2 separate regions of the Homo sapiens genome follow, and region 1 is linked to region 2. A link is a loop called in an ENCODE intact Hi-C map of the cell type or tissue named here. Cell type or tissue: mammary epithelial cell. All regions are shown on one strand. Each heading gives the region's core, and the rest is flanking DNA. Links, peaks and the distances in the headings are about the cores only. Region 1 has its middle 35 kb from the start of ALS2CL. Region 2 has its middle 9.7 kb from the start of RTP3.

Region 1 (15,823 bases), core at 2,480-10,479, 170 kb before region 2:
AAGGATAAGGCGAGGGTCTGGGTTAAAGTCAGTGTGAGGGATACAATTAGGGATTAGGGTTGAAGTCAGGGTCAGTGTCAAGTTAGATTTAGGGACTGGAGTGAGAATGAGGGTCAAGGTCAAGCTCAGATCGGGTCAGGGCTTTTCTGGTTGGCTTTGTCAAGGGTTGTACAGACACGTACTCTGGTGTTTACTCTTGCTGCGGGCGAGAACCTGGGATGGGGTCCAGGCTGCCAGGTCTTGGTCTCTCTGGGACCTTGGCCAAGTCCTTTTCCTAACTGGGTCCTGTTTGTTGTCTGTAAGCAAAGGAGCTGCCCAGACACCCTGTTCTGCCATGAGGAGCACCCTTTGCTGTGAAGGGCAGGCAAGAGATGCCGCTTGGGCTCTGGATGCACTGAAGAGGACCCACGTGCGGGCTAAGCACTTTATGGGCTTTATCTCAACTTCCTCATGACCAAAGCCCCAGGAGTCACAACCCAGGAAACCTAGGCCCTCAGGAGCAAGCAGAAACACACACTCTGTCCCCAATAAACAGGGGGCTGAGTAGCTATGATGGACTGGACCCACACGGCCTCATACCAGAGCCCAGGTGCCAGCTGGGTGACTGCACGACTCCAGCACTACCAGGTGCAGAGCTGGAGCCCAGGTGTTTGGCCACCTGTCCCTGTTCCTTGCCTTCAAGACAGGCAAGTTTCTCCCAAAGTGATCTTCTCATATGCCCCCTGGCTGAGGCCTGGCCCCTCATGTCCAAAAGTATTTGGGAGGAGGTGGAAATGAGGGAGTGCGGTCTAGTCATCAGGGTCAGGTGGAGGATGATAGGTCCAGTGGCTCATTAAATTCAGAGCAGTAGCTATGATCTGTGAAAAGCACACAAGAGAGTGTTTGGTTTGTTTGTTCGTTTGTTTTGGCAGTAGGGTACCAGCGATAATAAGATGAGGCCAAGGGAGGCCTCATCAGTGTCTGGAAAATTAATCATGTTTCATTGCTTTGGCGGGGGCTGTCTTGCCTCCAAAGTCAACAGTCCTCAGTTGAGGCTCTCTTGAGAGAATGGGTGTCCAGGAGTTAGACTGAGGGCAGTGGTAATGGTCTGGGACAAGGTGACCACAGCATTCTGAGACGACAGGTGGGCCAGGTGTCCTGCAGGCGAGAGCCAAAAGACGCTAATGGTCTGGCCTCTCTATGCCTCCGGGAGCCTAGGGTGTTCCTTCTCCTCCAGCAGAGCTGCTCCGCTTTTCGAAATCCTCACTATTCCTAACCCACAGTGTTCTTCTGGAGGTGATTACTATGTATCACCCCAGACGTGCGGGCTGCGCCAGCGGCACTCTTAGGAGTGATCACGCCTGAGATAATGATCATGATCATTATCATCAATATCCACAACTGCCCAGCGCTCGCACGCAGAGCCAGGAGGTAAGAGTGACCGGATTAGCATCTCCCACACCAACCCCCACCTTGCAGCCCACGGGTCAGTAGCCCGGGTTCCTCCATGCAGGGATGGAGGTGGGCAGAGAAGAGTGAGGAGGATGAATTATGCAGCAGGGTCTCTCACAGCCAGTGTGGGTCTTTTCTTATTCCCCCTCCCTACCTCATAACTAAATATTTTATTTAAATGAATGGTACCTTCCTGGAGAATTGCCACAATTAGAGTCCACTTATCTTTTCAGTTTTTTTTTTTTTAGTTCATCTTTTAAGTCACCTGCTGTCTGTGGGTGGTAGGCGACATGAAATGTCCCACACAGCAGCCCTCAGATAGCTGCCTATTGCTGGTTCTCTTGGCTATGAGGGCGGCATCATTGTCCGACTGGATGTGCTCCAGGAGTTCAGATATGCAGCAGTACATTTAGGACTTGTCAAGCAGCACGGCCCACGTTCCCCGCAGATGGGAATTGCTGCATCTACGGTCGTCAGCACCCAGTGGTGCTCCTGGCAGAAGGGGAAGGGGTCCGTGGAGTCTGTTTTCCAGGACTGGCCAGGTCAGTGTACTGGAGTGCACAGGTCGCTGTGTGCACTGGAGTCACTTTGTCCCTTGACTGTGGAGCTGGTACACTTGCAGGCTTGCTTGGCCTCATGTGCTGGCCTCACTAGGCTTTGACGTGGGCCCCAGTCCTGAGCTATGGACAGATGGCCAGGCCTCGTGTGATGGTGTATCCAGGTGGCTCTGATGCTTACCTGGGCTATGCAGAATTGGTCAGCTTATTGGTTTCACTGACGTTCACTGCCAAGGGGTCCTTTTCACTGGGTTTTCAGAGGCCCTGGGCCCTGTGCAATCTGAAGCCTAATGTTTGTCCCAACCAGGGTTGGGACTTGACATCCAGTTGTTCCATTGTCAAGTGCCAGACCACATGGTCAGCCCACTGGCTGTGAACTTTGGTGGGGGCTGTTTCCAGGGCAAGAACCATAGCCTGCACCACTGCCCCTGGCCAGACTTCTTTCTTCATATGCAGCTTTCATCAGTGTTTTCTGTGGGTCCTGTAGCTTGGCTGATCTGTCTGTGAATCAGGCCCAGGCCTCCTCAGGGACTGCGCTGTGGTGAAGTTCACAAGGAGCCTGAGGTGCTGGTGCAGACCCCAGGTCTGGGGTAGCTGCCCCTGGCGGGTGATTGCCACTTTTTCAGGCTGATGGGAGATTCCATTGATGCCTGGCTTCCTCCTTTCTTGGCTGTCCCCCTGTCATTTGATGACAGACATTTGCTGGGCAGTGTCCACTGTGTTGGTGTCTTTCCTCCAGACCCACCCTATAAGGGTCTGCCTGGGAGGAACCATGCATGGGGAGCTCTACCCTCAGTGTCTACCTACACCCAGCTGCAAGTCAGTAATTACCACTCGAGGGGGTGTGCTGGGCCCTGTCTGTCAAGTCACTGCTGTACTCAGAACACCAGGGGTCACCTTTGTTGACTGCCAGCATCCTGCTGCAACTGGCTCCAGGCTGAGTAATTGTCCGCCACGCACACTCATAATTTTCAAGGCTCTTCAGGACTAATTGGCTGGGGAGGGCAGTCCGCACAGCTGCTGGATGGTTTCCTTACGCACCTCTTCCTCTACAGCTCTTTAGTGCTGTGGCCCCTGCCCTCTTCTATTCTATGCTGCTTTACTGCCATCAAGTGGCTGGGCAGGTGAAGCCTGGTGGGCTCCCAGGTGTGTGCTTGTCCCACCGGCCACTGTCCTAACTGTGGCCCTTCCCCTGTGGGAGCAGACCTTGCAGTCAGGAGTCACAGCATCGGCTGATGTGCAGAGCTGCTCTCTCCTTCCAGGCCCCCGACCCAGCCTCCTCCTCTATTTCATCCTGTCTGGTTTTGTTTTTGTTTTCATTTTTACATCTCCCTGAGCCCAAGAACTCTCTGGACATCAGGAGGGGCAGCATTTGGTTGGCTGGTTTCAATTCTTCCTCTTGCTACTCAGCCTGCAAACATTCCTCAGGAGGTAGGACAGAGGGGTACCCTGTTCCCCTCCTCTCACCCTCCCTGGGTGACAGCATGCCTGGGCGATCCTGGGGTCTTCCACATCTCTTCATTTGGTCGGCCACGTGGGCCTCTTCTGTCTTCTCTCCAGAAAGGCATTGTACCCTTACTGGCCCCACGTTTGGGACCAATTTATCAAACTGTGAAGCAATTTCCAAGCGACAGCGTGGGTGGCTACATGACTGCAGCTGCTGGTGGATTTGGCGCACTTCCATGCATCCAGCCAGGGATGAGACAATGAGCCCACGTGGATTTAGACAGTTTATTATTTACAAGAACAGCAGAAGCAAAATGGGCAGGAGGTCAGCTCCCTTGTCCCTCATCCCACAGTCTGACTCTGACCCGGAGGGATCGGATGACAGTGTGAGCAGAGGGTCACTCAGCCATTTAGGAGCTGCCTCCATATTACAGCCAAACAATTTTGTAGCCTGCAGCTGAGAAAGACCTCTCAGTGGCTTCTCCCAAGTCTTAGCTCCCCTGGCTGCAGGAGGAATTGTAGGGCATTCAGCCGAGACACAGGTTGGACCGCAGCTGAGCCTTGCTTATGTGGCCTGCGTGGATACGCGCAAGATTCCCAGGGAGTCGTGCAGAGTCACAGACCATTCTCCACTCCGTTTCCTAATGGAGATCTGACACCCTCCCTCACCCATCTTCAGAGCTTCCCTTCATCCCTGGTCAGGCCCTGATTGAGAGTGCACCCCTCAGTGCTGAGCACTCTGATCTGGGATTCCTCCCTCCTCGTCCACACCTCTGTTCCATCAGCACCTCTGTCAGCCCGAAGGCAACATGGGTCTTGGGCACATCTGCTTCTCTCCGTGCCCATGCACACCCTTCTCCAGGCCCTGGTCCCCTCCCAGCTGGACACCTCCTGCCCCAGCCTCCTCCCTGGTCTTCCTGCTGCCTCTCCCGCCCCCATCCCAGCCAGGTGCCAACACTGCAGCCAGAGGCAGCTTCGTGAAATCAACCCTGCTGACATCCCTCCATGGCTTCCCAGTGCCTAGAATCAATCCAGCCTCTTTCTCTTGACTCACAGGCCCGGTCCCTGGGGTCGCCCTGGAATCCCTCTGCCAGCCCCTCATGACTCCTACCCCCTTTCCTCTCTGTGCTCTCGTCACTCTTGCCACCTGTCTTGATGCTCCTGGAGCCCCCTGAGCCTCTCCCACCTCATGGCCCTGCACTGGTGTCCTCCTCCTGGCCCTCACTCTCCCTGGAGCAGTCTCATTCTTGTCCTTCAGGTTCCAGGCTAAACAGTGCTTCCCACGAGAGGCTTCCCTGACCCGCGGTTTGCCGCCTCTGCCCTCTCCCTGTATCCTGTCATTGAGCACGTTTTGTCCTCACTGACACCCTCTCCTGGCTAAATCCCCCACTCCTTGCTGGACTGGGTGCCTGGGGAGGGCAGGGAGAGGCCTCCTCTGTCTTGGTCACTACTTCATCCCCAGGGCCTTGAACTGTGCTCTGCACAAGATCCATTAAGTGAATGAATCACAACAATGAGGCTGCAGCTCCCCAGCACCTTCTATGCCCTCCCCCTCCCCATCTAATCTAGTTTAGTGAATGGAACAGCGGGGGATTCAAGGCAGCTGTTGCTCCTCAGTGTGGCGCTAGTTGGGGAGTTAGAGGGAAGAGTTCAGTTTGACTCCAGGACAGGGCTTGAATAATTCAGAACACTGTTTTTTTTTCTTTTGCCACAGAGTCTCACTCTGCTGCCCAGGCTGAAGTGCAATGGCATGATCTCTACTCACTGCAACCTCTGCCTCCCAGGTTCAAGTGATTCTCCTGTCTCAGCCTCCCAAGTAGCTGGGATTACAGGCATGCACCACCTGGATAATTTTTGTATTTTTAGTAAAGACAGTGTTTCACCATGTTGACCAGGCTTGTCCTGAACTCCTGACCTCAAGTGATCCACCCACCTCAGCCTCCCAAAGTGCTGGGATTACAGGCATGAGCTACCACACCTGGCCCAGAACATTATTGATGACACCCCTGAGGCTGGGGAGCCATGACCCTGCCCCTTTAAGGACCCTGCTCCGAACTGAAACAGTAACACACATCCATGAGCTAGGACAGGGAAGAGAATGACAAGGACTCTAAACCACCCAGCAGTGAAATTTCCAATGGAAATAAGACCCACTGGGCCCCTCTGTGTTGGGGGTGGAGTGGGGGAGGGCAGCACTCCTGGAGACTCAGATCGGTTTTCAGGTTGTTTGCCCCAGCACTAAGCCGAGAAGTGAGCAAGGAGGGTTTGAAGCTTCAAGTCCACACCCAAGGTCTGCTCAGTGGGAAATCCTTCATCCCTGAACCCACCAGCAATTCCAGACCCAGGGGTGAAGGGAGGTGCAGGTGAGGGTGAGTATAACATGTGGCTTTTCCTGGAGGGCAGGGAACAGGAGTGGGAAGTCAGAGCTTGGGCAACGGGGACCGAGCTGCAGGGCCATGTGACCTAGTGCCCCAGGGGATTTGGCTGTCTTCCTTGGCTCCCGGAGCTCAGAGCAGTGCTGCAGCTCATGCCAGGGCATGTGAAGACAGAGCTAACTGGAGTGCATGGGGTGCCTTTGGGTGGAGGTTGCTGATGGCTGGGACAGATGCACCCTGCCCACTGTCTCCTCTGGGGACAGTGACATCTTTCCCTGCTCTGATAGCTTGAAAGGACCTGCATGGCTGAGCTGCCCAGGGGAGCATTGAGGTGCTTCCTCTGTGTCCTGAGGAGCCAGGTGCTCTCTGCACCCCCAGCTGCTGGAGCCCAGAGGGTGGCAGCCTGGAGCTGGGGCAGCGGTGCCTGGTGCAGTGAGGACTCGGTCTGTGTGGCCTGGTTAGCACAGGACCATGAGGAAGGGGTGAGGACCATCAATAAGAGGCCATCTCCAAGGCCTGCCTTCAGAGGCAAGCTCTTCTCTCCCACACAATTGCTTTGATCCTCGTGGGAAATGTGGTGGACCCTTTTAAGGGGCGGCAGAGAGCACTGGAGGAGAGAGAAAGGGGCCAGCAGGCACATGGGAGATACCTTGACCTCAGGGAACCACTGTTTCAAACCAGAAAGGATCTTTTATACCTTGCTGTCATGCAGCCAAACCAGGCGGACATACGAGCAAGCAGGTGCACCCACGCATCTGTACATGAGCAGTGCGGACAAGTGGCTGCAGGAGGCCCCCGGCCTGTCTCAGGCACTAGCACAGGACTATTCATCACTGGTTCCTGCATTTCTTTCAGGTTTGGCCAAGGCATCCCCAGGGACAAGCACGGATGACAGCAGGTGAGCTGAAATCAACCTGTGCTTACACAGTGAGTCTTGCCAGTGCCTCTGAGGAAAGATGACCTTGGGGAAGTGAGTGGTCATTGGTTTCCTGTGTGCCCGGTCCTTCTGGAGAAAGAGTCTGCAAAACATGCCTAGTCTGTGTGGTCACAGCAGGAAGAGGGCAGAGGTGGGGGCCCTGTCTTAGCAGACAGCACCATGAAACTGGATCTTGAAGAATGAATTTGCCAGAGGGAGGAATGGCTTGCCTGGCAGGGGGGAAGGCAGAGTCAAAGGCCCAGAGGTAGAAGGGCATGACTTTCCAGAATGCAGAGAGCTGGGAAATGAGTTGCAGGGAGGTCAGGCAAACCCCAAGTGAGAAAGACTTTCAAAACCTGCAGGGGCATTTCCCCATATCCCCTAATGTTCAGCCTCTCAGTATTTTTTTTTCTGCCCTGGTGGTGGCTTTCAAACATATCCACCAATTCTTCCACACTCTCCCCATCAAGACACAGAGGCCACGAACCTCACCTTAAACCACAGCCCTTAATGATTACAGCAGGAGAGAGCCGAGTGCCTTCTGAGGCTGCTTATAGAAAGCCACATAGGTCCTGCCAGTTCTCCTGGGATCCTTGTTCTGGGAGCCTTTAACCATCATGCTGGGAGTCTGGCAGCCCTGAGCTGCTGTGTGGGGACGCCTCAGAGAGAGAGACCCAATAGGCCCAGCCTATCCAGCATCCAGTGCCTGGAGTCTTACCAGCCCAGACACTGGGCGCGTGAGTGAGGACACTCGCGTGTGACTGCAGCCTCCATGGACTGGAACCTTAGAGATGCCCCCAGGCAACAGCTGCCTAGCAGCCCAGTCAGCCCCAGATTCCTGAGCAAAATAAACCTCGGCTATTGTTTCAAGCCATTGTTTTGGGATGGCTTTTTAGTGCAGCACTAGGTAAACGGAACAGTCCTTGCCAAACCTACTATTCATCATTTAACTTTTAGAGTTTTTCTATACTTCTACTTAAAAATGGGAATCTGTTAAAATGGGAAACTTCATATCCCTGTGTACGTGGAAATCCAGCATCAATGACCGTAAACGGAAGACAATTCTATAAACACAGAGGAAAAAAATGCATGTGTTTGGTTTCTACACAGATGCTGCTGTCTCTTGGGGCCTGCACCTCGGCAGAGGCTGATTCCAGCTTGCAGTTCTCCGCCACTTGCAGGTGCGGCATTGAAATCATTCCTTGGTATTATCTGTCTTTGTGATTAATGATAGTTTAAGATGGTACACAGCCACAACAAGTAACAGAATTTAATTTCACTAGAAATTTTAAATTGCAGAGGTGAAACAACAGAATGCCCCTTGGTGAAAGAGCAATGTCAAGCAGATGAGTAGTTTTTCCACAGTAAAAGTAACTCAGCAATTAATATTTATTTTTGGTTACAGGCGGGCATGCAGAGCATTTTTTTTTTTTTGAGACAGAGTCTCAGTCACCCAAGCTGGAGTGCAGTGGCGCAATCTCAGCTCACTGCAATCTCTGCCTCCCAGGTTTAAGTGATTCTCCTGCCTCAGCCTCCCATGTAGCTGGGATTACAGGTGTGCGCCATCATGCCCAGCTAATTTTTGTATTTTTGGTAGAGACGGGATTTCACTATGTTGGCCAGCCTGGTCTCAAACCCCTGACCTCAGGTGATCTGCCCGCCTCGGCCTCCCAAAGTGCTGGGGTTACAGGCATGAGCCACCATGCCCGGGCTCAAAGCATTCTTTAAATGAAATGTTTAGTATAGTCAAATACTGATAACCTGCTGGGTGGAGATCAAGGCGCGACTGGACTAAATTCACCAGGTGCTAGTCATTGAGTGTCTGCTGTGAGGCAGATGCCTTGCTAAGGCTGGGCATTAAAAAATGCCCAGTAGGCTGGGTGCAGTGGTTCCCAGCAGTTAGGGAGGCCAAGGTGGGAGGATCACTTGAGCTCAGGAGTTTGAGACTAGCCTCGGCAACATAGTGAGACCTCATCTGTATAAACATTTTAAAAATTAGCTGGGCATGGTGGCATGTGCCTGTAGTCCCAGCTACTCAGGAGGCTGAGGCAGGAGGATTACTTGAGCCCAAGAGGTTGAGGCTGCAGTGAGCCTTGTTTGCACCACTGCACTCTAGCTGGGGCAACATAGTGAGATCCCATCTCCACCAAAAAAAAAAAAAAAAGAGGTCCAGCATTTAGTTCTTAACTCCATTGGTTCAACATGTAAATAATTCTTCTCTGCACTACCTCCTGTCCAGTTCTGCTACCACCCCTTAGTTCAGTTTCTCCTTCCTTCTGTCTTGCAAATGTCATGGGTGATTTCCTGTGGTTAGTGTGGATTCCCTCCACAAATCACAGGGCAACTTTCTAGCATCCCAGTTCTGAGTCAACTGCACAACAGGAAAGGCACCTTCTGGAATTGACTTCTACCCTCCTTTCCAGCCACAATCCTGGCATTTATTGAACCTTGTAATCTATAATTCTGCCATATGAGTCTTCTAAAACAGTGGCCCCCAACCTTTTTGGCACCGGAGACCAGTTTTGTGGAAGACAATTTTTCCACAGACTAGGGGCGGGGTGGGGAGGTGATTTCGGGATGATTCAAGCGCATTACGTTTATTGTGCACTTTATTTCTATTATTATTACATTGTAATATGTAAAGAAATGATTATACAACTCACCAGAATGCAGAGTCAGTAGGAGCCCTGAGCTTGTTTTCCTGCAACTAGAGATGGTCCTATCAAAGGGTGATGGGAGACAGTGACAGATCATCAAGCATTAGGTTATGGTAAGGAACCTGCAACCTAGATCCCTCGCATGCGCAGTTCACAATGGGGTTTGCACTCCTATGAGAATCTAATGCTGCTGATCAGACAGGAGGAGGTGCTCAGGTGGTAATGCCGGTGATGGGGCGTGGCTGTAAATACAGGCGAAGCTTTGCTTACTCACCCACTGCTCACCTTCTGCTCTATGGCCTGGCTCCTAACAGGCCATGGACCAGTACTGCGAAGGGGGTTGGGGACCCCTGTTCCAGAATTTACCCTAATTCTCCATGCCCATTCACTCCTCAATGCCCAGCTGATTTTAATATTGTTCTTCTGATTTTAATGTTGTTCTGTATTGGTCAAGTTTGCAGCAGGAGACAGATGGTCCTCTTGATAGATGGAACCATAGGGCCTCTTTCCAAAAGTGTGGGCTGTGTTTAGAGAAACTAACAAGGAGAGGAATCACCCTGCGGCTAGCAATAATGGTGAGACACTTAGTATTACTAGCCCTGATGGGGCAACAGAGAAGGACTTTAATGAGAAACAGGTGAGAGAAGGGTTGAAAGAGGGCCCCCTGCAGAGGCTGCTGTATGCGTTGGTGTTGGCACTGGGCGGCCCAGAATAAAACAACCACTCCATATGCTGCACCCAGCTGGGAGCCAGAGGCCCCCAGAATCTGGTTGCAGAGAGAGATGTAAAAGAGTGTAGAGCAGGTCTAAAAGGGTAAATGGGAGCTATCCAGCTTGCCTCTTCAATGGATTTGTTTTTATATTTATTTCAATAGTTTTTGGGGTATAGTTGGGCTTTGGTTACATGGATAAGTTCTTTCGTGGTGATTTCTGAGATTTAGTGCATCCATAAAGCAGTGTATACTGTACCCAGTATATGGTCTTTTATCCTTCACTCTGCTCCCAACTGTCCCCCTCCCAAGTTTCCACAGTCCATTATGACGTTCTTAGGCATTTGCGTCCTCATAATTTAGCTTTCACTTATGAGTGAGAACATATGGTATTTGGTTTTCCATTCCTAAGTTACTTCATTTAGAATAGTGGCCTCCAGCTCCATCCAAGTTGCTGCAAAAGACATTATTTTGTTCCTTTTTATGGCTGAGATGTATTCCATGATGTATATATACCATATTTTCTTGATCCACTTGTTGGTCAATGGGCATTTAGATTGGTTCCATATCTTTGCAATTGTGAATTGTGCTGCTATAAACATGCGTGTGCAAGTGTCTTTTTCATGTAATGACTTCTTTTCCTCTGGGTAGATACCCAGTCGTGGGATTGCTGGATTGAATGGTAGATCTACTTTTAGTTCTTTAAGGAATCTCCACACTGTTTTCTACAGTATGGTTGTACTAATTTACATCCCCACCAGCAATGTGAAAGTGTTCTCTTTTCACTACTTCCACACCATCAATATCTATTGTTTTGTGACTTTTTAATTATGGCCATTCTTGCAGGAGTAAGGTGGTATGTTATTGTAGTTTTAATTTGCATTTCCCTGATGATTAGTGATGTTGAGCATTTTTTTCATGTGTTTGTTGACTGTATATCTTCTTTTGAGAACTGTCTATTCTTCTTCTTTTTTTTTGAGGTGGAGTCTCGCTCTGTTGCCCAAGGCTGGAGTGCAGTGGTGCGATCTCGGCTCACTGCAAGCTCCGCCTTCTGGGTTCACGCCATTCTCCTGCCTCAGCCTCCTGAGTAGCTGGGACTACAGGTGCCCGCCACCATGCCCCGCTAATTTTTTGTATTTTTAGTAGAGACGGGGTTTCACCGTGTTAGCCAGGATGGTCTTGATCTCCTGACCTCGTGATCTGCCCACCTCAGCCTCCTAAAGTGCTGGATTACAGGCGTGAGCCACTGTGCCCGGCCGAGAACTGTCTATTCTTATCCACCGCCCACTTTTTGATGGGATTATTTGTTTTTTTCTTGCTGAGTTGTTTGAGTTCCACAGGTTCATTTCTACTTGCTGAGAAACTCTTAGCACATGCATCATCTCCTTTGGGAATTATTCTCTGACCAGCCGAGGCTGCCACATTTATCTCTTCTGGCTTTTCTCACTTCCTGGATATCCCTGTGGTAGAACTTTCTACTCCATAGCAAAAGGATACCTTTACTTGCCTTCATCATTTTTCATGAAATCTCATTGCTATTCCAATGCTATTGAGCTAGCAGAGAATTTGGAATCACATAGTCTAAGAGTTAAAGCCTCACTCTGCTACTTCAACAACATTTAACATCAGATGCAACATTTAACTTCTGTTTAGAAAAATGTTGATGATGATAATACCTAATTAATTTTTATGGATTAAAAGGCAACTCACTGGCATCTTTCATATTCTTGGCTGCATATCAGCTTTTCATTAGACTTTTAAAAGATAGATTTCTTTTTTTGGTCAGGTGTGGTGGCTCACACCTGTAATCCCAGCATTTTGGGAGGCTGAGGTGGGCAGATCACCTGAGGTCAGGAGTTCAAGACCAGCCTGGCCACTGTGATGAAATCCCGTCTCTGCTAAAAATACAAAAATTAGCTGGGCGCGGTGGCAGGTGCCTGTAATCACAGCTACTCGGGAGGCTGAGGCAGGAGAATTGCTTGAACCCGGGAAGCGGAGGTTGCAGCAAGCCGAGATGCCCCACTGCACTCCAGCCTGGGCAACAGACCAAGCAAGACTCTGTCTCAAAATACACACACACACACACACACACACATAGTTTTTAGAGTAGTTTTAGGTTCACAGCAAAAGTATACAGAAAGTGCAGAGTTCCCACACACCTTTAGCCCCTATCCATGCATAGCCTCCCCATCTATTAACAATCTGCACCAGAATGGTGCTTGTTAAAACCAATGAACCTTCATTAACATGTCATTATTGCCCAAAGTCCAAAATTTACATTAGTATTGTTCATTCTATGGGTTTTGACAAATGTATAATGACATAGATCCGTCATTAATAGAATCATACAGAATAGTTTCACTGCCCTAAAAATCCTCTGTGTGGTACTGGCATGGAGACAGAGATATAGACCAATGAAACACACTGAAAAGCCCAGAAATAAACCCCTTGCCATCTGTATTCTCCTTTGGTGAGGTGTCTTCAGGTCTTTTGCCCATGTTTAAATCAAACTGTTCTTTTACTTATTGTTTTTTAAAGAGTTCTTTGTTTTGCATTACAGTCTTATGTCAGGCATATATTTGGCAGAAATATTTTCTCCCAGTCTATGACTTCTCTTCTCCTTCTCTTGACAGTGCCTTTCACAAAGCAGAAGGTTTTTTGTTGTTGTTGTTGTTGTTGTTGTTGTTGTTGTTGTTGTTTTGAGACGGAGTCTCGCTCTCGCTCTGTTGCCCAGGCTGGAGTGCAATGGCGCAATCTCAGCTCACTGCAATCTCTGTCTCCCGGCTCCAAGCAATTCTCTTACTTCAGCCTCCTGAGTAGCTGGGATTATAGGCGCGCACCACCACACCCAGCTAATTTTTGTATTTTTAGTAGAGACGGGGTTTCATCATATTGGTCAGGCTGGTTTCAAACTCCTGACCTCATGATCCACCTGCCTTGGCCTCCCAAAGTGCTGGGATTAAAGGCGTGAGCCACCGCGCCCGGCTAGAAGTTTTTAAATCTTTTTTTTTTTTTTTTTGATACAGGATTTCATCCAGACTGGAGTGCAGTGGCACAATCACAGCTCACTGCAGCCATGACTTCAGGTGATACTCCCATCCCAGCCTCCTGAGTAGCTGGGACTACAAGTGCATACCACCACACCCGGCTAATTTTTGTATTTTTTGTAGAGACGGGGTTTTGCCATGTTGCCCAGGCTGGTCTCAGACTCCTGGGCTCAAGTGATCCTCCCACCTCAGTCTCCCAAACTGTTGGGATTATAAGCATGAACCACTGCACCAGGCTGAAGTTTTTAATTTTAATGAAGTCCAGCTTATCAATTATTTATTTCATGGATTGTATCTAAAAGGTCATTGCCATACCCAAGGTCATCTAGATTTTCTCTTATGTTGTCTTCTAGGAGTTTCACAGTTTTACATTCAGGTCTATGATCCACTTTGTTTTAATTTTTGCAAAAAGTGTAAGGCGTGTGTCTAGATTCATGTTTTGGCATGTAAATGTCCAGGTGTTTCAGCACCATTTGTTGAAGAGACTATCTTTTTTCCATTGTATTGCCTTTGCTCCTCTGTAAAAAATCAGTTGGCTATATCTATGTGGGCCTATTTCTAAGCTCTCAATTCTGTCCCATTTATCTATTTGTTTCTCCTCTTACCAATACCACACTGCCTTAATTACTGTAGCTTTATAATATGTCTTTTTTTTTTTTTTTTTTTTGAGATGGAGTCTCACTCTGTCACCTAGGCTGGAGTGCAGTGGTGTGATCTTAGCTCACTGCAACCTCCACCTTCCGGGTTCAAGCAATTCTTGTGCCTCAGCCTCCCAAGTTGCTGGGACTGCAGGCACATACCACCACGCCTGTAGTCCCAGGCGTGTATTTTTAGTAGAGACAAGGTTTCACTATGTTGGCCAGGCTCGTCTTGAACTCCTGACTTCAGGTGATCCACCAACCTCGGCTTCCCAAGGTGCTGGGATTACAGGCATGAGCCACTGTGCCAACCTATAGTAAGTCTTAAAGTTGGGTAGTAACAGTGCTCTGACTTTGTTCTCCTTCAATATTGTGTTGGCCGTTCTGGATCTTATGCCTTTAGATATGTAAACTTTAGAATTGGTTTGTCAATATCCACAAAATAACTTGTTAGGATTTTGATTGGGATTATGCTGACTCTATAGTTCAAACTGGGATGAACTGACATCTTGATAATATTGAGTCTTCCTATCCATGAACATAGACTAAGTTATCTCTCCATTTATTTACTTCTTTGATTTCTTTCATTAGGCTTTTGTAGTTTTCCTGGATCTTGTGCATATTTTGTTAGATTTATACCAAAGTATTTCTTTTTTTATTGCTGATGTAAATAGTAATGTGTTTTTAATTTCAAATTCCACTGTTCATTGCTGGTATACAGGAAAGAGATTGGCTTATGTATATTAATCTTTTATCTTGCAACCTTGCTATAATTGCTTAGTAGTTCCAGGAGGATCGTGTGTGTGTGTGTATGTGTGTTTGTGTGTGTGTGAACTCTTTCAGAAAAGACTGGGTGCATTCAGGGTGGTAAGGCCATAGACTTGTCAAATCCTTCAGACTTTCTACAAAGACAGACAATCATGCCCTCCGCAAACAAAGATGGTTCTATTTCTTCCTTCCCAATCTCTATACCTTTTATTTCCTTTTCTTGTCTTATTGCATTAGCTAGGACTGCCAGTATGATGTTGAAAAGGAGTGGTGAAAGGGGATATCAGGGATATCCTTGCCTTGTTCCTGATCTTAGCAGGAAAGCTTCTAGTTTCTCACCATTAAGTATGATGTTAGCTGTAGGTTTTCTTGTAGATCTTTATCAAGTTGAAATCTTGTTCTCTATCAAGTTAAGGAAACTCTCTTCTATTCCTAGTTGGCTGAGAGTTTTTATCGTGAATGAGTATTGGGTTTTGTGAAGTGTTTTTCCTGCATCTATGGATATAATCGTGATTTTTCTTCATTAGTCTGTGGATGTGATGGATTACATTAATTGATTTTTGTATGTTGAGCCAGTCTTGCATACCTGCGATAAAGCCCACTTTGTGGTAGTATATGATTCATTTCATACATTGTTGGATTTTATTTGCTGATATTTTGTTGAAGATTTTTGCACCTATGTTCACAAAAGACATTGGTCTGTAGTTTTCTTGTAATTTATTTGTCTGGTTTTGGTATTAGGATAAATGCTGGCTTCATAGAATGAGTTAGAAATGATTTCCTCTGCTTATATCTTCTGGAAGAGATTGTAGAGAATTAGTATTATTTTTTCCTTAAATGTTGGATGTACAGTTAAACAATAAACCCATTTGGGCCTACTGCTTTCTGTTTTTGAAGGTTATTAATTTTTTATTCGAATTCTTTAATAGATATAGGCCTATTTTGATTGTCTATTTTTACATATGTAGTTTCAGTAGTTGTGTCTTTTAAGAAATTGGTCCATTTCATCTAGGTTATCAAATTTGTGGGCATAGTATTTGTTTCTCATTCTTCTAATGTCCCTAAGATCTGTGGTGATGTCATCTCTTTTATTTCTGATTTGTGTCTTCTCTCTTTTTTTCTCAGTTAGCTGGCCAGATGCCTATTGATTTTATTGATCTTTTCAAAGAACCAGCTTTTGATTTTGTTGATTTTCTCTGTCAATTTCCTTGTTTTCAGTTCATGTATTTCAATTTGAATTGTTTTCAATTTCTTTGATTTCTGTTAAAATTTTTATTAT
Region 2 (15,823 bases), core at 4,041-12,040:
TTTGATGGCGGGACACACCACAATGACACGAAGATAGATAAAAGGCAGAACTATTTGTTAGTTATACCTCCAAACAAGGCAAGGCTGCCAGGCAGGCCCACAGAGGGTGCCTGGGGGCAGAGCAACAGCCAGCTGGAGCTGTGAGGGACAGTTTATGGGTAGGAAGTTGGGGAGTTGCGTGGGGCTAGCTAGGTTTCATGGGCTCCCTGTGGATTGGCTCATTTAAATAATTCTGAGTGCTCCAGGGCATAGGGACTGCCTCTAGTTGTCTAGTACTATTACAGACAAAGCTGGTTTCCCCACAAATGGGATCTTTTCCTGTTTAGTGCTGCAAAGCCAATATGCAAAACCAAAAGTGAATCTTAAGCAGCACAAGTTTTATTCAATGGCCATGGAATTGAGAAGCGGGAGCTTGGCTCACAAATCAACTTCTCAACTAGTGAGGGAAGAAGGATTTCTCTCTTTTTTTTTTATTTTATTTTTATTTATTTATTTATTTATTTATTTATTTTTTGTTGATCATTCTTGGGTGTTTCTCACAGAGGGGGATTTGGCAGGGTCATAGGACAATAGTGGAGGGAAGGTCAGCAGATAAACAAGTGAACAAAGGTCTCTGGTTTTCCTAGGCAGAGGACCCTGCGGCCTTCCGCAGTGTTTGTGTCCCTGGGTACTTGAGATTAGGGAGTGGTGACGACTCTTAAAGAGCATGCTGCCTTCAAGCATCTGTTTAACAAAGCACATCTTGCACCGCCCTTAATCCATTTAACCCTGAGTGGACACAGCACATGTTTCAGAGAGCACAGGGTTGGGGGTAAGGTCACAGATCAACAGGATCCCAAGGCAGAAGAATTTTTCTTAGTATAGAACAAAATGAAAAGTCTCCCATGTCTACTTCTTTCTACACAGACACGGCAACCATCCGATTTCTCAATCTTTTCCCCACCTTTCCCCCCTTTCTATTCCACAAAGCCGCGATTGTCATCCTGGCCCGTTCTCAATGAGCTGTTGGGCACACCTCCCAGACGGGGTGGTGGCCGGGCAGAGGGGCTCCTCACTTCCCAGTAGGGGCGGCCGGGCAGAGGCGCCCCTCACCTCCCAGACGGGGCGGCTGGCCGGGCGGGGGGCTGACTCCCCCACCTCCCTCCCGGACGGGGCGGCTGGTCGGGCGGGGGGCTGACCCCCCCCACCTCCCTCCCGGACGGGGCGGATGGCCGGGCGGGGGGCTGACCCCCCACCTCCCTCCCAGACGGGGCGGCTGGCCGGGCAGAGGGGCTCCTCACTTCCCAGTAGGGGCAGCCGGGCAGAGGCGCCCCTCACCTCCCGGACGGGGCGGCTGGCCGGGCGGGGGGCTGACCCCCCCCACCTCCCTCCCAGACGGGGCGGCTGGCCGGGCGGGGGCCTGACCCCCCCACCTCCCTCCCGGACGGGGTAGCTGCCGGGCGGAGACGCTCCTCACTTCCCAGACGGTGTGGCTGCCGGGCGGAGAGGCTCCTCACTTCTCAGACGGGGCGGTTGCCAGGCAGAGGGTCTCCTCACTTCTCAGATGGGGTGGCCGGGCAGAGACGCTCCTCACCTCCCAGACGGGGTCGCGGCAGGGTAGAGGCGCTCCTCACATCCCAGACGGGGCGGCGGGGCAGAGGCACTCCCCACATCTCAGACGATGGGCGGCCGGGCAGAGACGCTCTTCACTTCCTAGATGGGATGGTGGCCGGGAAGAGGCGCTCCTCACTTCCTAGATGGGATGGCGGCCGGACGGAGACGCTCCTCACTTCCCAGACTGGGCAGCCAGGCAGAGGGGCTCCTCACATCCCAGACGATGGGCGGCCAGGCAGAGACGCTCCTCACTTCCCAGACGGGGTGGCGGCCGGGCAGAGGATGCAATCTCGGCACTTTGGGAGGCCAAGGCAGGCGGCTGGGAGGTGGAGGTTGTAGCGAGCCGAGATCATGCCACTGCACTCCAGCCGGGGCACCATTGAGCACTGAGTGAACGAGACTCCGTCTGCAATCCCGGCACCTCGGGAGGCCGAGGCTGGCGGATCACTCGCGGTTAGGAGCTGGAGACCGGCCAGGCCAACACAGCGAAACCCCGTCTCCACCAAAAAAAATACGAAAACCAGTCAGGTGTGGCAGCGCGTGCCTGCAATTGCAGGCACTCGGCAAGCTGAGGCAGGAGAATCAGGCAGGGAGGTTGCAGTGAGCCGAGATGGCAGCAGTACAGTCCAGCTTCGGCTCGGCATGAGAGGGAGACCGTGGAAACAGAGGGAGAGGGAGACCGTGGGGAGACGGGGGAGACCGTGGGGAGACGGGAGAGGGAGAGGGAGAGGGAGAGGGAGAGGGAGAGGGAGAGGGAGAGGGAGAGCTGGATTTCAAAGCTTCATCCATGCTGAGCTGCAAGGGGAATGGACAGAACTGGAAACTGGGGCAGACTGGAGTTGCCAGCCTAGGCTGGGCTGTGAGCTCCATGGAGCAGATGCCGGGCCATCCTGTCCCGGCTCTAAGCCCAGCCCCAGGCCAGGGCTGGCACCTGGTAGGCTCTTCATGAGTGCTTCCTGAATGAATGCTGCAGAATCAATTTTTTGTATTTTTAGTAGAGACGGGGTTTCACCGTGTTGGCCAGGATGATCTCGATCTCCTGACCTTGTGATCCGCCCGCCTCAGCCTCCCAAAGTCTAGTTTTTGGTTTTTGTATTTTTAGTAGAGATGGGGTTTTACCATGTTCAAGAAGGATTTCTCTAATGAAGGGGTTGAACATTAGAAATGAGGGGAGGAATATTCAGGTCTTTTCTGGAGATGGGTGGCGAACTTCTTGGAAATGGAGTGCTGCTTTCCTTTTTGTCCTTTTATGGCCTCTTTTGGTCATGGTCATGGCGATTGTCAACTGCCATGGTGCTTGTGGGAGGGTCATTTAGCATGGAAATGACATTATAATAAAGCCTCAGATCTTTCTGAAGTCATTTGATTGTCTATCTTGGTTCTAACCAGTCTTAGTTGGTCTGGTTACAAAGGGAAATTTGTATCACAGGTGTCCTATTTCTTAAAGATAAGCAGAGGTAGAATGGGGTAGAAATTCAGCTATGTCACAGAGGCATTACACCAGGTATCATTTCCTGGCCTTGGGGTTACTAGGGCAGGTGCACAGTGATCAGGAGTGTGACGGCCAGATAACAAACGTGGTTGGAGTGTGGACTGACTCCTCTTTAGCCAGGGCCTCAAACATCATTAAAAAACAAAACTAAGCTATATTGCAAGACTGTCCTGGATTTGGGGTAGGCCTTAAACCCAGTGACAGGTATCTCTATAAGGGAGCGGCAGAGTGAGATTTGAGACACAGAGACCTAGGGGAAAGCCATGTGGAGACATGAGTTAAGCTGGCACAAGCCAAGGAACACCTGAAGCCCACAGAAGCTGGAAGAGGCAAGAAAGGATTCTCTCTAGACCAGCCTTTATAGGAGGCATGGCCCTGCTCACACTTTGATTTTGGTCTTCTAGCCTCCAGAATTATGAGAGAATTCATTTGTATTAAGGCGTCCAGCTTGTGGTATTTTGCATGGAAGCCTTAAGAAATGATACACCTGCGTTTAAACCCTCCTTGACTTCCCAGCTGTCCTGAGGGTTGGAGCCACCTGCCTGCTCTCTACAACAGGTACAAGAATAGGAAGCAACTGCAGCTATACTTGTGCTAGTGTGGACTTTCCTTTTCCTACCTGCCACCACTTCCTTGGGTTCAGGTCCTCACTATTTGACTGGACAATTTTGGTTTATATCCCCGAGTATTGTCTTTCAAAAATCATCCTTTACAGAGCGCCAAAGAGCCTTTTAAAAATTCAAATGCCACCCCCTGGCTAAGCTGGCCTCCTTGCTCTTCCTTTCACAGAATAACCTGGAGCATGGCTCATTCTGTCAGCTCCTCTGGGCCTCCTCTTGAATTATTAGGGAGGCCTTCCTTAAATTCCCTCAATAAAGTGGCAACTCTCTCCCTCTCCTTCCACACTCTCTTTCTTTCTCACTATTCTGTTTTTCCACAATTGTTCATTTTTTAATCACCTCTTGACATAGCCTTGGTTTCTAGGAAACTGCCAGTCTTGACATAGAAAAGCAGGGAATTTTTGCTCATCTGAACAGTGCCTGGATATTCAGTAATTATTTGAATGAATGTTGAATGAATTCTGTCCCAAATTCTGTTAACTCTATAGAACTATCCCAGTCTGGGGTTCCAGGGGTGGGAGGAGGGAGGACGGGGATGGTCTTGCAATTGCTCTTATTACAGTTTTTATGAGGGCAACTGTCCACAGTTTTCTGGATCTATGCATTCTCTGGGGAATCCTCCATTTCCTCTCTGATAACTTACCACTTTTTCTGTTGGGGCTTGCTGGTGTGTCATCATCTCAGACCTAATGACACTTAAATAATTCCCTCTTTTAGTTTCCCAACTGTAAGAGCCTTTGGGTCAAGGTAAGCCTCTTTTCCCTTTCAAATGTGGCCAGCCTACCCTCTGTGATCTTATTCTCCAAAGAAATTGCTCTCTCGGTCAAGTTTAACGAAAATGCTTTCCACTATTTTTCTTTCCTTTTACACTGTCCCTGTGCTGAATGCAAGATCAAAAGTTTTACCAGCCAGTTTAGTTCCTCCTTGAAGCTGAGATGTGATTCCTAAGAACAGAATTTTCCAGGGCTGGTACTTTTAAAAGTTTCCTTTGAACGACTGGTTTTATGATTCAACTGAGAATTTTTAACTGCAACCCAATGAGAAGACTTGCCCTCCATGTTCTAAAAGTTCTCATTTCTGATGACCTGTTCATTGGCTGAAATACACCACTTCCCTGAGATAAAATTCGCAGCCTGCGCCAGGGCTTATGTAAACCAACAATCCAGAATCAATATGAGACCATGTGAGTTTGGAAGTCTGTGGATGGCTACAGGAAATCCCTCCTTGCCCAGCAGTCGGGGCAGCTCAGGCAGCGGCACCTACTGAACCTAGACCAGATATCCACGTGTGCTCCCAGGCTGCAGAGGTTCCTAACTGGCAGAGCTCCTGGGGCCTGCTCTTGCCACGAAAATGGAAAACCTCCAAAGTGGGCAGTGGCCCTCGCTGCTCCTGGTCCTTCTGTCTTCTGGAACTTTTTTGTCACTTGTGTGTTTCGAATTTGTTTTTTTTTTTTCATAATTCTGTTGTCAATGGCATAAAAAAGGCATACATAAAAATGATTATTATTTTTATTACGTGGTTTTGGTCTACACAGCCTCCTCCCAACCCTGTGGCAGGAAACATGAAACGCCTTCAAAGGGGTGTTGGAAGAGCCTGCTGACCAAATACCAAATGTTTATAAGCCTGTGGAGCAACAGGGACAAATATAGCTGCCACTCTTAGAAATTAGTACAGCCACTTTGGGAAACAGTTTGGGATTAAAGATACACATGCCCTGTTCAGCAATTCTACTTGTATGTATACCATCCAGATAAACATTTGCACGTATAGTATACTGATATGTATTAGAATACTTATAGAAATACAATTTTAAAATAGAAACAACTGGAACACTCCTCTCTCCTCCCAGTGAACAGATAAAACCTTTTGTTAGAGTCATCCAGTGGAATTCTATGCGGCAGTGAAAATGAATGAACTAGAGTAGGGTTTGGTCACCTTTGGCCCACAACCAAATCTGGCCCATCACGAGTTTCTGTGTGGCTCAAGAACTAAGAATGACTCATAAAGATGGATATTTGAAGTAGATAAAAAATAGTCACTTTGATATTTTCCCCAAAAGAATTTCATTATTCTAGATCTGTATTACAAAACAATTGATTTGATTATTATTATTTTATTATAATATTACATTTTGAATTTCATCAACAAAGTTTTGTGGTAATTTGTCTTCCTTCTTATACCTAGATAAGGACCTACATAATATCTTTGATTTGCCTCTTGGTCCACAAAGCCTAAAATATTTATTATCTGGCTCTTTACAGAAAGAGGTTTGCCATTCCCTAAACTAGAGCTACATAGATCAACATGGGCTTATCTCACAATCATGGCATTGAGTAAAGAATTCAAGCTGCTGGAGCTTCTACACAACAAAATACCTCTTACGTGAGGAACAAAACCACAATGCCATCACTTAGGAAATCATGCACTTGTAGTTAAGAACATAAAGAAATTTATAAACATAAAGGAGGGTGGATGAGAGGTCCTGTGGCTGTGCTGGGGTTGTGAGCTACCCTGGCTATGGTAGTATTTCCAGTTCAGGCTTGAGAGAGTGAGTGCTACCTACCCTTCTAAATGCTGCAAAGAGTATCACTGAGCAAAGGATGCCATGATCAGCACAGGGAACAGAGAACACACTGGACTCAAAGGAGAGAAAGTGAATTTGTAACTTTGGGTTCCTTTAAGCCTGGTTTTCTTGTGATCCCCGCTCTCTTACTGTTGAAGCTGTGGCCAACCTGTTCCTGAGACCAGCCTGCCTCAGGTCCCTGCCTGAGTAGCTCTGCCTGTGGGGCAGTGGAGAGTATGTCTCACGTCCCTGGACCAGGTGACCCATGGTTAGTGGCTCCCAGGCCAAGCTCCAGGTGAACGTTCAAGGCTGGGGTTTGACAGTGGGATGCTAACCAGCCCCGCTGCTCCTGCCACCAGCCCAGGGGCACAGGGCACGAACCAGAACCTGCATTTCTCATCCCACTGGCCTTGGTCCCCAAGGTGCTGCAGTAATTGAGCTGCTTTTTAAATTAGGACACATTCCTCTGGGGCCAAGGCTGGTCTTCTTTCCCAGAGGGAGTGATCCTAGGACAGGAGAGGAGTTAATGAAGAAACTGCATTGTATCCTCGTGCTGAGGGAGTGCACCCTGGGAAGGACAAGCTTGGAAGGGTTCAGACTTCTTGGAGGTGCAGTCAGCACACCTGCTAGCAGAGGACTCTCACCGGTTTGGTCAGGCTGGCGCTGGCCAGGAATTTGTTGGGCAGGCAACAGGCCACTGTCTGTAAGCCGACAAAGGAGCAGGGGATCGGGAACCAGTGACATGGGCATACAGTGGGGACAGGAGGCCTTTTGAGCGCCTGAGCCACTGGAGGCTTGCAGGAAGTGCTGCAGCTCAGCATGGAACCTTCGGGGCCACAGGGCAGGCGGGAGCTTGGAGAGGAAGTCTGGGCGCCAGCACGGACAGCAGGCCTGCAGAGCACACAGGCTGCTCGGAGACTCCGAGGTCTGTGTTGAGAGGGCTGCAGAAAAGGTCATCGCCACACCCAGGCTGCAGGTGCAGCAGACCGCAGTCCTCACACCCGGACCGCCCTCCCGTGGCCCTCACTGGAAATGGCAGGAGCGCCCCTTCCTCCTGCAACGTCCCTCCACCGCCCTCTACCGAGCAATCTTGCCGAGCTCACTGAAGGAGAGAGATGCTTGGAGAAGTCCACGTCAGCGCATATGCTATATTGAAGGACGCGTTCGGAGCTGGGAGACAATGCATAAAAAGCATATAAACTTTATTACAAATTCATTATATAACCGCACCAGTGGGGGCTGGGGGAGAGAAGGGACTGGCCTAAATAACATTGGAAGATAATATTTTGCCTGGAAATTATTAGGCTAAAGATGAAAGGTACTATGAACAATGTACTCTAATTGATAAATATATATATATATATATATATATATATATATATATATATATATATTTATTTATTTTTGAGACAGAGTCTTGCTCTGTCTCCCAGGCTGGAGTGCAATGGCGCGATCTCGGCTCACCGCAATCTCCGACTCCCTGGTTTAAGCGATTCTCCTGCCTAAGCCTCCCAAGTAGCTTGGATTACAGGCAATGCCACCATGACCAGCTAATTTTTGCAATTTTGGTAGAGATGGGGTTTCACCATGTTGGCCAGGATGGTCTCGATCTCCTGACCTCATGATCGTCCCGCCTCGGCCTCCCAAAGTGCTGGGATTACAGGCATGAGTCACTGTGCCCGGTCGATAAATTTATTTTACATAAGGGTACCCAGGTTAAGGATTCTGAAACAGCTTCATGGGTGTACTGGGGATGAGCAAATAAGTAAATACATGAGAGAAGGTGGGCCAGGTTGTTCACACTGTGGGAGAGGAAAGTTACAATTAACAAGAAAGGAAGGCTGGAATGAATCCTGGAGATGGGATTACAGTTGGAGACATCAGTACGATGCTCAGTATATACACAGATGGATAGATACAGAAACAATGTGGATATGTGTATATCTAATAATTTAGTATGTATGCATATATTACCTGGCTCAGTCAGCTGAGAGGGCCTAGAGGCAATGACACCCCAGTGCTCACATCTTGGTTTCTAAATACCTTTCTCCAATAAAAGAAGCAAAGGCTCCTTGGAGAAATGACTGATAAAATACAAGAGCCTGGAGCATCTTGTAGCACCAGAAAGAAAGGAAGTACTCAAAAACAAAAAGGGTGGGAACACATCAGAGGGACACAGGAACCAACCTGAAGGAGCTCCCAATGGCCAATGCTGGAACGATGTGAACAACAAAATAACTAACATAGTATTGTATTGTGTTATAACCCAAAGTATTAAATATAAGTGAGGCTATTCTGATATAAATGATTGAATAAATAGAGTACAAAGACGAATCTTTTTTTTTTTTTAACAGAATTTGAAATAGCATGTTAGACAGTCCTCCCTCCAGGGGATGAGGCTTAGTTCAGCTGCTACCATCCTCTTTCTGGGTAGGCTAGACACTTCCAAATAACAGAGTATGGAAACGGAAAAAGAGTAACTAGTAGAGAAACCTGGTAGATACTACCTTTAACCCAGTGATGAAGGTGAGCATCACCAGTGTGGATGTAATGCACCCTCTAATAGGTTGTGATAAGAAGGGTGCTCCTCCTCTGTAGTGTGCTTCCCCCCAACCTGTAACCCCAGTCTAATCGTGAGAAAAACATGAGACAGACTTAGACTGGGGGACATTCTACAGGATGCCTGACCAGTACTCCTCAAAACTGTTGAGGTCATTAAAATTAAGGAAAAACTCAAAAACTGTCACAGCAGATCAGAGGAGGCTGGGACAAATGACAAGTAAATGCAATGTGGTATCCTGGATGGGATTCTGGAACAAAAAAGAGGACATTAATAGAAAAGTTGATGGAATCCAAATAAGGTCTGGCATTTAGTTAATAGTAACATATCAATGTCAGCTTCTTAGTTTTGACAAATATACCATAGTAACGTAAGATGGTAACAATGGGGGAAACTGGATGAGAGGTGGATGGGAAATCTCTGAACGGTCTTTGTAACTTTACTGTAAAACTATACCAAAATAAAAAGTTTATTTTAAAACATGGATGTATTGGGCAGGTAAGTTCTCCTTTGTGAGACCCAGTTTTCTTACTTGTGAAATGAGGCAAATAGTCTTCTCCGGGTCCTGCCAGGCCATGATGAAGAAATGTCTTTGTGGTCAACAGATGCACTGTGCATGTTGAGGTACGGGGGCTGGATAGTGAGGCCAAACTTGCGCCTTTACAAGGTATCTTGGTCCACCTATGTGGCTGAGCTGGACTTCTTTTGGCCCCACAGCTTTCTTTACCCCTCTCTGTGGAGAGTGGCAGTTCTGGTGTCTATCGTACCAAAGTCTTCCCAGCTGCAATTCATTCTACTGCTTTTGTTCCCTCCTCTGGGAATATATGAGTTCCCTAATGCAGCCTGGAGATCACCTCATCTTCATGGATGGAATATAGGCTTCTGAGAAACAAACTCCCCCATTCAAACCCAAAGAATGGACTCAGAGACCCCGAGAATAGCGAAAGTGAGACTTTTAATGATGGTCTTGCAAGATTGGGTGTGTGGCATGCAGGCACACCCAGCAAAGTTTCAACAAGCAATTTATACCCTAGTGCGCAGGTGCCTCCCCCGGTTCCCAATAGGCTGAGTACTATGGGGTTACAATCTTCCTGGATGTTGCCTATTGATTGTTAGTCAGGGGCTTCAGGTGTTTTGTTTGTTTGTCTGTTTGTTTTTAGGGTTGTTTTGGTGCATTTTGTTGCAGCCCACAATGCATTGCAATCCTGGTTAGCTTAGGGGCTCTTTAAGTATTTGACTTATGACCTAAGTAGCTGGGCAGGCTGATAAGAACAGACAAAGCAAGCTATTTTGCAGACTATTAAACTTTTACCTTAGACTAAACTTCGTTGGTTCAGGTGAGGGCAACCAAGTGTGGCGGAAGGGGGAGGAAAGGGGAGGCCAACAAGCAGGCCTTGGCTATCCAAGCAGGAGCCTAGTACATTCTGTTTCTTCTGCAGTTTGCTGACCTAAGCCGATTCAAGGCACTTTGTCTTGGAAATGGACCACTGTATACATTATTTCCTTCAGACCTGTCTGGGCCTTGGTCTCCAAAACCAGAAAATGGCAGCAACAATGAATGCGCCACAAACTGCTGCATATGGAGGTGAACCCTGACCCCAAGGCTTTGAAGACTTTACAGGGGTGAATGTCAACATTTGCTGGAAGCAATAAAGCTAATCAATGTGAATGGATGCTTTAAGAGTGAGTGACTGGGCACAGGCAAGGGTTAGGGTTGAGGGCCTCCTGGGGCTGGGGCACCTCCTGAAGTCTCTTCCTCAGAGGAGAGCCTGCAATTCTCCCTAGGAGCCATGTTGGGGCCTCTGCCCCTGCCCCCAGCCTTAGCCTGTGAGTTCAGCATTCCTGTGACTGCACTAAGCAAGCAGATGGTCCTCAATTCCACCAGCAGCTGTCACCGAACTGTGGGTGGACACCTGCCATACAGGGCTTCCTCTTTCCCATGCAGAAACTGCTGGCACTCCCAGAGGGAGGGAAGGTGGGAGCTCTTCTGAGGGGCCAGGAAGTTCTGGAAAACTTCCCCTCAGCCGAGCTCCCCACCTTCCCTCCCTCTGGGAGTGCCAGCAGTACCTGCATTCCCGCCCATTCTGGCTCTCCAGCAGGGAGCTCCGCCTCACTTCCCAGTGGACGGTGACGTGGCCTTCACAGCTGGCCTGAGTGAGCACAGCGGGCACTGAGGGGAACAAAGCGTGGGGGCCCTCCAGCAGCCCTTATCATCACCTGCCAGCCACCTGCCTCAGGCTGGGCAGGCTGCACCCTGGGCTTTCTGCTATTGGCTTCCCAGATCCCTGGAACTCCAGCTGGGGCCCTGGGCTGTGGTCTGACTTGATCCAGAATTTAATGAGTAGAAGGAATGGAAGAAGGCTCATTCCCCCAGCCCTGGTAGGTGCTCCCAGAGCCAGAGGAGCTGGCTCTGCTCCGAGAGCAGCCGGGTCCCAGAGAGGGTCTGTAAGCAGTGGGGCTGGCCAGGGAGGAGGCATCATCCCAGGGCCAGGCCCATACATCTTCCTTTCTTCCCCAGCAGCCCCCAAGGATGTGAAAGAATTGACCTCTCTGCCCCGAGGTGGTGGGTAGGGGCATGGGGTGAGACACACTGTACACCTTCAGGTGTTAGCACCTGCTGGGAATGTCTGACTTCATTTTTCATCTGTTTCCTTATTCCTCCTCTGGGCACTTTTAATGTTCTTGCTTCATCAAGTTTAGCTAATTTTGATTGACAACAATATGCTGGGGCCCCCAGATCATAAGGGCTCAGTTCCAGCATGGGAGGAGGGTGGATATTGGCAGAACATTCCAGGCCCTTCTTGGCACTGCCTTCCCAGCAGGGACATGCAATTTTTTAGGGGAGCAAGGGTAGGGGTGTTGTGAGGACAGCACAGCCCCTAAGGCCTGACGCTGCCTGGAGGGAACCTCAGTTTCATCTTGCCCCAAGCCTCAGTGTCCTGATCTGTGAGATGGGGATTATGGTCACAGGACCTACCTCACGGAGATGGCTGAGGATCAAGCAGTGTTCAGAGCAGCATCCTATGGTAAGTGTTCAGAAGATGTTCCCCAAAGTCTGCCAAACAACTTTGTTCTTTCTTTCCTCCCTAGTTTTTACCCTTTGCTAGCCAGAGCCCAGGCCCCAGCTCAAACACCTATGCCACTATGACTTGGGTAATCATGACTATTGTCCATTTACGAATTTCCATGCTCTTGTCTTCTCCGACCCCTCCCTTCCCTCTTCAGCCATTGACAAGGGTTGACATTTGAGGGAGGAGGCCATATTTCAAGAAAGCTTTGCTCTGTAGCCTCCAGGGGGCCTTCCAAGGGCATCTCTGGTACATCCCAAACAAGGACAGCACCTCTGGGGAGTGCCAAGGTTATTTATGAGGCCAAAGTCATTTGTATGCCTTCCTGCTGGGGGCTTTTAAAAATAAACTTTTGGCCAGGGTGCAGCAGCTCACATCTATAGTCCCAGCACTCTGGGAGGCATAGGCAGGAGGATTGCTTGAGGCCAGGAGTTTGAGGCTACCCAGGCCAACATAGCAAGATCCCTGTCTCCGTTTTTTTTTAAACTAAATAAAATAAAATAAACTTTATACTGACACCTAACCTACATATAGAAACATGCACAATTAATATTTGTGTAGCTAGATGAGTTATCACAAAATGAACACTTTTGTGTAATCACCACCCAAATCAAGGAATAGAAACATTTCCACCCCCAGGCTCCACTCTTGCTCCTATTAATCACTTTCTTGCCCCTCTTCCCCAAGGTTAACACTCCCCTATCTTGTGGCCTCACGGGCACTGATTTTTACTGTTTGTGAGCTTCACATAAATGCAGGCAGGTGGTAGGTGCTCTTTTGTGTCCAACCTCTTATGCTCAATACTATGCATGTGAGATTCAACCATATTGTCGTGGGCAGCAGAAGTTAGCTCATTCTCACTGCTTAGTTGATAGTATTACAATTGATTTATCCATCTACCACTCACAGACATTTGGGACATGTATGGACAATGCTCTTATCAACATTCTTGTTTGTGTTTTTGGTGTACACATGTATGCATTTCTGCTGGGCGTACACCTAGGAGAGGAGAGGCTGGGTTCCAGGCAGTGCTGTGCTGGAGTTGGCTCATTCTGGCTCATGGGAGCTGGCTGTTAACATTGTCAGGGATTTGCAAAATTTTCCCCCATTCTGATTTCCCTTTCCCTTGCATTCCTGTGGCTCTTGAGGTTATTTCAGCCTATTGTATCTGTATGGTGGGAATGTTATACAACAGTGGAATATCATTCATCTCCTCCCAACTCCAAATTCAGTGGCACCCATCCATGTCAGCAGCTTGAACTCAGTCATTGGAGGAGTTTTTACACCACAGAAACTGGCAAATGCTACAAATCAGGGCTTCATAGGTTTATTGTTTTGTTGATTGTCCAAAGTTAGACTTAAGAAAGTGATAGAGAAAATGTTTTTCTTTCTTTCTTTTTCTTTCTTCTTTGTTTTCTTTCTCTCTCTTTCTCTCTGTCTGTCTCTTGTCCCTCCCTCCCTTCCTCCCTTTCTCTTTCTTTCTTTCTTTCTTTCCTTCCTTCTTTCTTTCTTTCTTTTTCTTTCTTTCTTTCTTTCTCTTTCCTTCTTTCCTTCCTTCCTTCCTTCCTTCCTTTCTTTCTCTTTCTTTCTTTCCTTCCTTCCTTCCTTCCTTCCTTCCTTCCTTCCTTCCTTCCTTCTTTCTTTCTTTCTTTCTTTCTTTCTTTCTTTCTTTCTTTCTTTCTTTCTTCTTTCTTTCTTTCTCTCTCTTTCTCCCTTCCTTTCCTTTCCCTTCCCTTCCCTTCCCTTCCCTTCCCTTCCCTTCCCTTCCCTTCCCTTCCCTTCCCTTCCCTTCCCTTCCCTTCCCTTCCCTTCCTTCTCCTTTCTTTTTTGACAGAGTCTCACTTTAATGTCCAGGCTGGAGTTCAATGGTGTGATCACAGCTCACTACAGCCTCAACCTCCCAGACTCAGGTGATCCTCCCACCTCAGCCTCCCTGGTAGCTGGAACTACAGGTGCTCGCCACCAAGCCAGACTAATTTTTATTTATTTATTTGTTTATTTTTGGTAGAGATGGGGTTTCTCCATGTTGTCCAGGCTGGTCTCCAACTCCTGGGCTCAGGCAATCCACCTGCCTCGGCCTCCCAAAGTGTTGGGATTACAGGTATGAGTCACTGTGCCCAGCCTGAGAAAATGTTAATAATGCAGACTAAACTTAGGTGTGTGTCATCTCTATAGCTGTGACATTGTGAGTCGCATAAAAAGTAAGAAAATATTTCTCCAGTATCAAAAAACTATTATCTGATTCATGAAAAAAAATGCTTATGTCATTGATGAATGGGTGACGTTCTGAGACATGTGCAGTGTTTTTCTCTTTCTTCTTACTCTTTACCACAAACACCTCAATAGTTTTTATTTTTTCAATAATTCAATATTTTTCCAATATTCTTGTTGGAACTCTATTTTCAGAGATGGTTATTAAGCACTTGCCAGCCCACATTAGTCATTAGGCATATCCTGCTTTAACTGATGCTGCCAAATGGTTTTCCAAAGTGATTGCACCAATTTCTACATCTGTTGGTGGTTTTTTAGTTTTGTTTTATTTTGTTTTGACGGAGTCTTGCTCTGTCTCCCAGGCTGGAGTGCAATGGCACAATCTCGGCTCCCTGCAACCTCTGCCTTTCAGGTTCAAGTGATTCTTCTGCCTCAGCCTCCCGAGTAGCTATGATTACAGGCACCTGCCACCAGGCCCAGCTAATTTTTGTATCTTTAGTAGAGATGGGGTTTCGCCATGTTGGCTAATCATGACAATAGTCACAATTACCCAAGTCTTAGTGGCATAGGTGTTTGAGCTGGGGCCTGGGCTCTGGAGAGTAAAGGGTAAAAACTAGGGAGAAAAGAAAGAACAAAGTTGTTTGGCAGACTTTGGGGAACATCTAGGTACCCAAAGTGCTGGGATTACAAGTGTGAACCACCACACCTAGCCCTGTTGGTGGGTTTTAAAGCAAAGTTCATTTGTACTTTGTCCTCCTATCTTGGGACCAGCAGTTTCCTGGACATTAAAGCTATGGCTAAGGGAACAAGCTGGCCAGCCTAGTTGATAATTGTCCTAGGAAAGGATTCCATAAGCAGTTGCTAACTTCTACAGGACCACTTGCTCAGGGGTGATCCAGGCAGGGTGGTGAGTTGCAGGATGGAAGAGGTCACAAAGGTGCAGGTACTGAGCTTCCTGGAGGGGGGCTGCACTCAAATGGCCCTGAGAGTTGGAGGGGCCAAGGAGAGACATCATGCACCAGGGCAGGGACAGCCTGTGAGTGCTGTGGGCAAGGAGTGTGGCTGGGCCGTGCTGCCTATCAGCAGTGGAGGAGGGTGGAGGCTGGGGCACTTCCACTGGCAGTTGTGTACCTGCTGTCCAGGGCTGCTGTCTTTTATGTGTCAGCCCCCATGGCCCACCTGGAGGGGAAGCTGCATGGCTGTCCCTGGGGCAGATGCCTAGTTTGAGGAAGTTTTGCTTCCTTCTTGAGACTTCTCTCCTAGGTTTAATTCTCACGTCTTGTATTTCACTGCTCAGATCTAGTCTCAATACGTTCTTTTGTGTACTGACAATGGTGGGCAATGCAGAGTGACCCGTAAAATAACAAATCAACATTGTCCAAAGCTGCACACAAACCCTTTTGAGGCCCGTGAATGTGCCATTGTCCTCTTTGTAGCTGGGACACACATTTCCTGCTATTACTCTCATGGAAAGGCCATGATGCTGTCAACAATTGACCACAAGCAGGTTTTAATTTGAAATTCCCAGAGCCAGGCCCAGCACCAGATAGGGACCATGCAGAGAAAAGCTTTAGTGCCTCTCTGGGTCCACGAGCAAGGAAGGAACCAACGTGCATGAAATAAGGCAGGAGAGTGGCAGGTCCCTGCAGCCAAGGGCATGACAATCCATCACCACAGGCACAATGGGCATGGTGTGGAAACATCAGAGTGGGGTTT

What was found. Peaks named below come from ENCODE experiments on the same cell type or tissue, not always from the same donor. Only the 100,000 strongest peaks of a DNase experiment are listed, where the experiment ranks them.
Region 1: a loop joins it to region 2, with 8 times the contacts of the local background. A loop is called at or near these places in 3 of 110 quality-filtered maps.

The regions. Positions count from the first base shown.
Region 1 is chr3:46,651,118-46,666,940 of GRCh38, reverse strand. No RefSeq gene overlaps it. Among named protein-coding and RNA genes, the nearest start is that of ALS2CL, 35 kb to the left of the region's middle. RefSeq lists enhancers at 3,925-4,570, 5,551-6,146. In mammary epithelial cell, for the core only: CTCF peaks have their summits at 3,098 (motif pointing left) and 6,198 (motif pointing right); a DNase peak (open chromatin) is centred at 5,920.
Region 2 is chr3:46,480,370-46,496,192 of GRCh38, reverse strand. It overlaps a transcript of LTF not described here. Among named protein-coding and RNA genes, the nearest start is that of RTP3, 9.7 kb to the left of the region's middle. RefSeq lists enhancers at 6,062-6,836, 6,837-7,613. In mammary epithelial cell, for the core only: a CTCF peak has its summit at 7,318 (motif pointing left); DNase peaks (open chromatin) are centred at 6,102 and 7,332.